3 separate regions of the Mus musculus genome follow, and all the other regions are linked to region 1. The links are chromatin loops, found by intact Hi-C in ENCODE. Cell type or tissue: left cerebral cortex. All regions are shown on one strand.

Region 1 (2,500 bases):
CTAACCTGGACCCCTGGAAGCTCACAGAGACTGAGTCACCAACGGAAGAGCATACAGGGGCTGCTCCATGGCTTCCAGCACTTATGTAACAGAGGGCTGCCTTGTCTTGCCTCAGTGGGAGAGGATGCGCCTAATCCTGTAGAGACTTAATGCCCCAGGGCGGGGGGATACTCAGAGGGGCACCCTCTCAGAGGTGAAGGGGAGGAAGGACCAGGAGGGAGCAGCATTTAGGATGTAAATAAATAAAATAATTAATTAATTTTAAAAAATGTTCCTCTACTTTTCAGCAGCACTGCAAGCTATGAAACCAAGGTTTTAACATGTGGATTTTTGGAAAACATTCAAACTATAGCAACATGGTAGGGAATTAATTAACTTTCCCAGCTTTGATTGTCCCCCAGTTCACCCATCCTAAATCTTTAACTAAGTGGACTCATTGACTTTTCCCATATTGTCTTTTGAGGAACAGTAGCTTCAGGTGTGAAACTATATTCTAAAAACCTAAAACTTCCAGTGTTCAAGCGTGGGAAGTCATCTTAATGAAAGGTGAGCAGGGTTCTCTTTCAAGGAGGGTGAATTGATGCCATCAGAATTTCTCAAGAGGGCAACGAATAAGCAGAGTTTTCCAAACTTCCTGGAAGTCTTCCTGGTGAGTCTTCTTCAAGATACACTTAGCAGAATGGGGATTTCAGTGGTTACATTCTGGGGAGAACCAGACCGTGGGCTCACAGTCAGAAACACACTGTAGTGTGCATCTATCGCAGGTCCTGGCTGACACAAAACTGAGCTATTCATTAAATGTGAACAGAAAGGAAGTCGATGTGTGCTCACAATGAGCCTTGCCTCTGCCAGCAATGACCTGGGTCATTCTCATTTCTTCTGCCTGGCTGGGGAGGAAGCATGTGAGGTCAGATCACCTCTGAAATTTGGTGTTTTGCTTTGTTTTGTATTTTGTTTGGGTACTTGTTTGTTTGTTTAAAGACATTCCCAATGGTCTGCCAGATGCCCCATTCCTTCCCTTGTGACATTTGGGGACAATGGGCATGGGCAGGTTCTCACCCCTCTCCTAAGTACACACTTCAACAGGATGGTTACTCAGAGTCCTTTGAGAATCCATCCTTGTCCAGTGTGGCTGGCTGGTGTATTCAGTTATGAACTTGCAGGCCCTACTTTATGGGAGCTCCACCAACAGCCTCTTGCAGAATTTCCACAAGCTAGTATAATTTTAATGTAGAAGGGTGTTACATTTTGCCCCCTCCGCTTGTAGCACCAAAAAAGAATGTCCCAACAATAGGACTGTGCTTGTGAAAATAGTGATCTAACTTTGTCATTTCCTCCCAAGGAAGTAAAAATAATTTTCACAATGCCCACGAAACAGTACCACTCAAGCTATTCTAGTAAGGCATGTTCAGCTTTTTAAAAATAATTTACTTAAAAAATAATTGTTATCCTGTTTTCTTCTTTGTTTTACTCATATCCTGTATTTTTTATTGTAAAAGAATAAATTCCTATAAAATTTCAGAAAAAAATGGGGTCATTAAAGATTAAAAATAGAAATCCCATCACCCAGGGAAAACCCACTTTCTCTATTTATATATTTATTTTATGTGTATTCCATATGCATTTCTCTCATTTTATGTTTCTTTCACTAGAAATTATTTATACTTGCATATACATATTCATAAGGGCATGCATATACATCATCCTAGGAAGAAATACATATGCAAAATCATTTTCTCCATCCTGGGATTGCAGCATATGTAATCTTCAGGGTTTTTTTTGTTTTGTTTTGTTTTTTGTTTTTTTTTTTTGGTTGTAGCCTAGGTAGTTTACAAGGCTGGACGTTACCATTGCCAATCGCCTGAGATGTTGGTTTCTACAAGCAATGATGAATTTACAAGCTCCTGTCAGACTTAAGACATAATGGCTGTGGCATTACTATCAATGATTCTTCTAGAAAGCAATTAGACTTGGCATTGCTATCGCTACCTAATGTGTTTATATCGGCTCCTGTAATTGTTTTCTGAAGCCATAAATTTCTCCAGTTAATTATAAACAAATTGCTCTGCTTAATTAATGGGCATCACTAACGGGTATTATCTAATATGCATATGAATGAACCTTGTGACAGCCTCAGAGGGGCTGGATTAATGATGTTGGGATGGTGGGCCTGAGAGAAAAGTGAATCAGCCAGAGACAAGGTCTGGAGGCAGCCCAGGAAGCTGAACAGTTAAACGAACTGAAGGTCCCAAATACAAAGCGTGGGGCACAACTAGCACCCAGAGTCTGAGGACGAAGCTCATTCTGCAGCGTAGCCTCTTGCTGTCTCTGAGAGTCAAGGGTTGATCTTGGAGACAAGTTCAGGGACCCAAGCATCACAAATGGCGGAGCTGTGGATACAACCCAGAGGAATCCTGTTCTTCTGCAGGCATGGCTTAAGTGAAAAAAGCCAAGGGTCGCACGGTGAGAGCAGTCTCTTTCCTTCAAGCGTTGTGAAATT
Region 2 (2,500 bases), 99 kb after region 1:
TAATCTTCAAAAGACCAAGGACCTCTCCTCCCATTGATGGCCGACTAGGCCATCCTCTGCTACATATGCAACTAGAGACACAAGCTCTGAGAGATACTGTTAGTTCATATTGTTGTTCTACCTATAGGGTTGCAGACCCCTTTAGCTCCTTGGGTACTTTCTCTAGCTCCTTCTTAGGGGCCCTGTGTTCCATCCAGTAGATGACTGTGAGCATCCACTTCTGTATTTGCCGGGCACTGGCATAGCCTCACAAGAGATAGCACACCCTAAGGTCCTGGAAGTAAAGATTTCAATAAACCTTTTTGGATAACACAACTCAACTTTCCAGAGAGCAATAGAGGCATCTTCAAAGAACTGTGTTGTGAAAGACTTAATCCACATGGGTTCACAGAACAGAACTAAGAATTTGGATGGGAATGGGGTGGGGAGATGGCTCAATAAATAAAGTGCTTGCTCTGCAAGCATGGGGGGCTGCGTTCAGATCCCCAGCATCCTGCAGCATGTATCTGTGACCTCCGGGTTCTAGGGACCAAACGGCAGATCCCAAAGGTTCACTGGCTAGTCAGGCTAGCTAAGCAATCTCTGGATGGATGAGACCTTGTCTCAAAACCAAGGTGGAGAGCAACTAAGGAAAGCATCCAGTATCACCCTCCGACCTACACACACACACACATACACACACAATAGGAGGGATTACAAAATGTACAATAGGAAGATACAAAACGTAGCTACTTATAAAGATGATTCTAAAATGCAAACTGAAACAACTGTGCCCCCACCCTAAAGCTGAGCCAGAGAAAGCACAGGGTAGTAGTGGAGACGGTCTTTGGTCTCTGTTCCCTAGGAAAGCGATGGAGCTACATGGCCTCCTCCTGCTCTCCTCAACCTGATTCTCCTGTTCTCTGGCATAAGGGAGCCATTTTTAACCGTGCTGATTTTTAAGCTGCTGTTTCCAAAAGTTGATGTAAGAAGATGAGCTTGGAGATAGTGCCGGCTGCTGTGAGAAATGGAGCGTGAATCGTGGGTTCAGGAAATGAATATAAATTCAGCAGCTATTTTAATTTTTAATTGGAAAAAAAAAAGCCCATCCCAGCTGGAAAGAATAGAACAAGTATGTTCCATGCACAACACTATAGAAAGTATTTGCTAGCACTTCGTGTTGCCTGCCTCTGCCATCCCCACAATGGGGATGGAAGGATGTGTATAGGGGCAGCTGCCATTGCTGCCTGACTCCCTGGATAATAGAGGTCATGGTTTATGGGCACATGCTATTCTGCTCCAGGCGAGGCCTCATTGGTATGCAGGCATGGAAACCCAGCTGCTGGCCCCACACACTGATCAGATTTAGAAACTTAGTAATAATGTAAAAATGTCCCATATTTTTCTGGGAAGTTTCGCAATCAACTGGAGCAGGTGGGAACAGAAATGGGTCATGAGGACTGGCATTTACTAGGCACCTGCTGTGTGCTGGGCATTACTCAGTGAGTCACAGGAGCTTCCAATTCTGCCTAAGAAGGGGTTGGTACAGGTACATGTTGTACATGTGCCAGCATATGGCAATCTCCATGGAAACTGAAGGAAAAGGGAAGAAGCATAAAGTACTTGAAGAAAAGAAAGCAAAGATAGATCAAAGGTGCATGAAGGCCAAGCAGGAAAAGCAGCTTTCATCCATGGTGAATTAGGCAACCTCCTTGGGAGCCTTGCCTCCAGCAGGTGTAACTAATCTGGACAAGACTCGGGGTCAATGGAGATCAGAGACACAAGATGCCTGAAACTGAGGCTTGAGATGGATGAATGTTGAAAGAGCTGAGAGGATGGTAATTCTTGTCTATCGTGGGAGTCTCCCCAAGGCAGGTGGACTCCTCTGGGTATTTAGTTGTCTCTGCCGAGGGTTGTGATGCATCCAGAGCCCTGGCTGTGTTATTTCCACCTGCTTTATATTTACCAATATGATGCTGGGAGACAATCAGAGAGATTGTTCACAAAGCAGTTTCCTAAATCTCACCCTCAGAGATATGAGAGAAAAAGAGAGAGAGAGAGAGAGAGAGAGAGAGAGAGAGAGAGAGAGAGAGAGAGAGAGAGAGAGAGAAAGAGAGAAGAAGAAGAAGAAGAAGAAGGAGGAGGAGGAGGAGGAGGAGGAGGAAGAGGAGGAAGGAAGGAAGGAAGGAAGGAAGGAAGGAAGGAAGGAAGGAAGGAAGGAAGGAAGGAAAAAGGATGTCTTTAGTGGCCGCTGGAGATGTACATCATAAGATGGAAGGCAGGGGTGTCAGAGATGTTCAGCTTCCAGAGAACTTAGAAGCACTTTGGGCTATGCCTAATTCTCTCCATGACTGTTCTCTCTTTCACAGATTAGTTTGAATTACACCGTAACTTCCCAGATGCTTTCCCATTAAAATGAAACGTGGATGTTTGTAAAATATCCACCACTAGGAAGACTGTAGGCACAATGGGCACAAAGTCCTGCCCTGGTTGAAACCTACACCAAACCTGGGAGGCAATA
Region 3 (2,500 bases), 78 kb after region 1:
AGGAGCACACTGATTGGTTAACCAATACCAAATGGTCAGCACTGGAAACATACATACAAGTCAAATTATATAGACTGCAGGTTGTACTTATGTGTTTAGTAATATATATGTATATGTAAATGCATATATGCATGTATATAACAACAATTTATTTAAGAGAGGTCATGAATTTGAAAGAGATCAAGAAGGATGTTTGGAGGGAAGAACTGGAGAAATAATGTCATTATATTATAATCTCAAAAAACAAATAGCTACCTGGGGTGGTAACCTGGGGCAATAGTCCACACCTGTAATTCTAACACTGCAAGGATGGGGACAGATGGATCTCTGGGGCTCATGTTCATGCAACCTAGCCTACTTGGTAAGATGCAAGCCATAGAAAGACATCTCAAAAAAACAAGGTGACAACACCTAGGTAACAATAGCAGAGCTTGCCCTCTGACCTTCACACACATGCAGTCTAACCCACAAGCTTAAATCCACCTACACACTAACACAAAAGTTCAGAAACTGTTAATATATTCCCTACTATTAACCTAGTCCATACAAGCACATTAGAAAAGACTACTATTATTGTCCCTATTTCATAGCTGGATAACATAAGGCTCAAAGAAGCTACACAGCACGTCAAGTAACTATTTATACCAAACAGTAGAATTTGAATCCAGATAGTGATGCTCAGAACCCATGCAGATGACAAGGCTTTCCCTTCAGCCATCCAACCAGTGGCTTAAGTAGGTGCTAAAGAACCAGCTCTCCCAACTAATGTGTGGTCCATTGAATAAGTTTGGTCCAAGACAGCACATCCTCTGTAACCAGATATAGACATTTCCCTCATATCAGCTAGCCGTGCTTTTATTACAAAAGTGCAGCTAAGCCTCTCAAGTTGCAAGATAAAAACAAAAACATATTTTAGGTGTCTACTTTTAAAAGTACTGTAGGAACATCTTTATGCCCACATGAATGTCACTGGGCATTTATAACCTGACAGAAGAACTAAAGTAGAAAGCTCAGATAACAAAAGAAGAAACGGGTGAGTTGGGCTAATTTGAAGTTACAGCCTTGTGTGCATCAAAAGACACCAGAGAAGACAGTGAAAAGCAGCCCATGGAATGAGAAGAAATCATTTCAGAGCAGACAGCTAGCTAGGTTCACATCCAGAATATATAAAGAAAGCCTGTAACTTAACATAGAAAGACAACCAACCTAATTTGAAGATGGGCAAAGGACTTACAGACAATTCTTTGAAGAGGCCAAGAAACATCCCAAAAGATGCTCCATATCACTGTTAGAGAAATGCAAGTCATCACAATGAAATTACAGCACTCCAAGAGGCAGAGACTGGCAGATCTCTGTAAGTTTGAGGTTAACCTGGTCTATACAGTGGAGTTCAGGTCAGCCAGTGCTATGGAATGAGAATATGTGACCTTGTCACAAAAAAAGAAAAAGATGATAATGTGTTGGGGTAGTTACTATTTAAAAATAGAAATGGTGAGAGAGATGTGGAAATTTTGAAAATTCTATCAGGTATTCACAGAAATTAAAATAATACACCCTTGTAAAACAGTGTGCTGGTTCTTCACAACATCAAAATCAGAATTATCATATAATACAAAATTCTGAGTACGAACCCACAGGAATTGTAAGCAGGATGCCAAAGAGATGTCTGTACAGCCAAGTTCACTGGATAAGTAAATGAAGGAATTAATCAAAGTGTCCATCAACAGATGGTGCAGACACAAAATGAAAAATAGAATTTAACCAACTCCAAGCTGGAGAGATGGCCCCACAGGTAAAGGCACTTGCCTCTTAAGCCTGGTGATCACATCCCTAGAACTCATGATAGAAGGTGAAAAATAACTATCCAGAAGTTGTCCTCTGATCTCCAAATGTGTGCAGTGGCACCCATACACCTATTCTCATGTACACACACAATACAAACAGACATACAATAATAATTATGAAAGGACAGTCTGATATATGCCCTACAACACTGATGAACCTTGTGGACCTTATACAATGAAATAAGACAGACAGACAGACAGACAGACAGACACACACACACACACACACACACACACACAGGACAAGGGCAGTATTCTGTGAGAAGTAATTATAGTCAAAACTTACAAAGTAGCAGAGTGATGGCTGCCAGAGGCACCACCAGCACTCACCTCTCCCAACTTTCTGACTGCAGATACAATGTGGACAACTGCCTCACACTCCAGATGCCATGCCTTCCCCACAATGATGGACTTTGCCCTCAAATCATGAGCAAGAACAAGGCCTTCCTCCCATAAGTAGCTTCTGTTGAGGATTTTATGACAGCCATGGAAAAGTAACTTTTATGGACAATAAATTTTCTAACACATATATTTACCACAATGAATTGTTTTCCGATAGATAGATAGATAGATAGATAGGTGATGGAGAGAGAGAGAGAGAGAGAGAGAGAGAGAGAGAGAGAGAGAGAGAGAGAGAGAGACTCAACCTGCAGTAA

Evidence for each region. Peaks named below come from ENCODE experiments on the same cell type or tissue, not always from the same donor. Only the 100,000 strongest peaks of a DNase experiment are listed, where the experiment ranks them.
Region 2: it touches region 1 in a loop (10-fold over the local background); 3 of 42 quality-filtered maps call a loop at or near these places.
Region 3: a loop joins it to region 1, with 5 times the contacts of the local background. A loop is called at or near these places in 4 of 42 quality-filtered maps.

The regions. Positions count from the first base shown.
Region 1 is chr7:111,394,920-111,397,419 of GRCm38, reverse strand. No RefSeq gene overlaps it. Among named protein-coding and RNA genes, the nearest start is that of Gm33145, 110 kb to the right of the region's middle. In left cerebral cortex, no CTCF peak of the experiment used is centred here; a DNase peak (open chromatin) is centred at 1,259; H3K27ac peaks cover 229 bases.
Region 2 is chr7:111,296,197-111,298,696 of GRCm38, reverse strand. No RefSeq gene overlaps it. Among named protein-coding and RNA genes, the nearest start is that of Gm33145, 12 kb to the right of the region's middle. In left cerebral cortex, no CTCF peak of the experiment used is centred here; DNase peaks (open chromatin) are centred at 1,014 and 1,308; H3K27ac peaks cover 2,042 bases.
Region 3 is chr7:111,317,288-111,319,787 of GRCm38, reverse strand. No RefSeq gene overlaps it. Among named protein-coding and RNA genes, the nearest start is that of Gm33145, 33 kb to the right of the region's middle. In left cerebral cortex, no CTCF peak of the experiment used is centred here; a DNase peak (open chromatin) is centred at 1,005.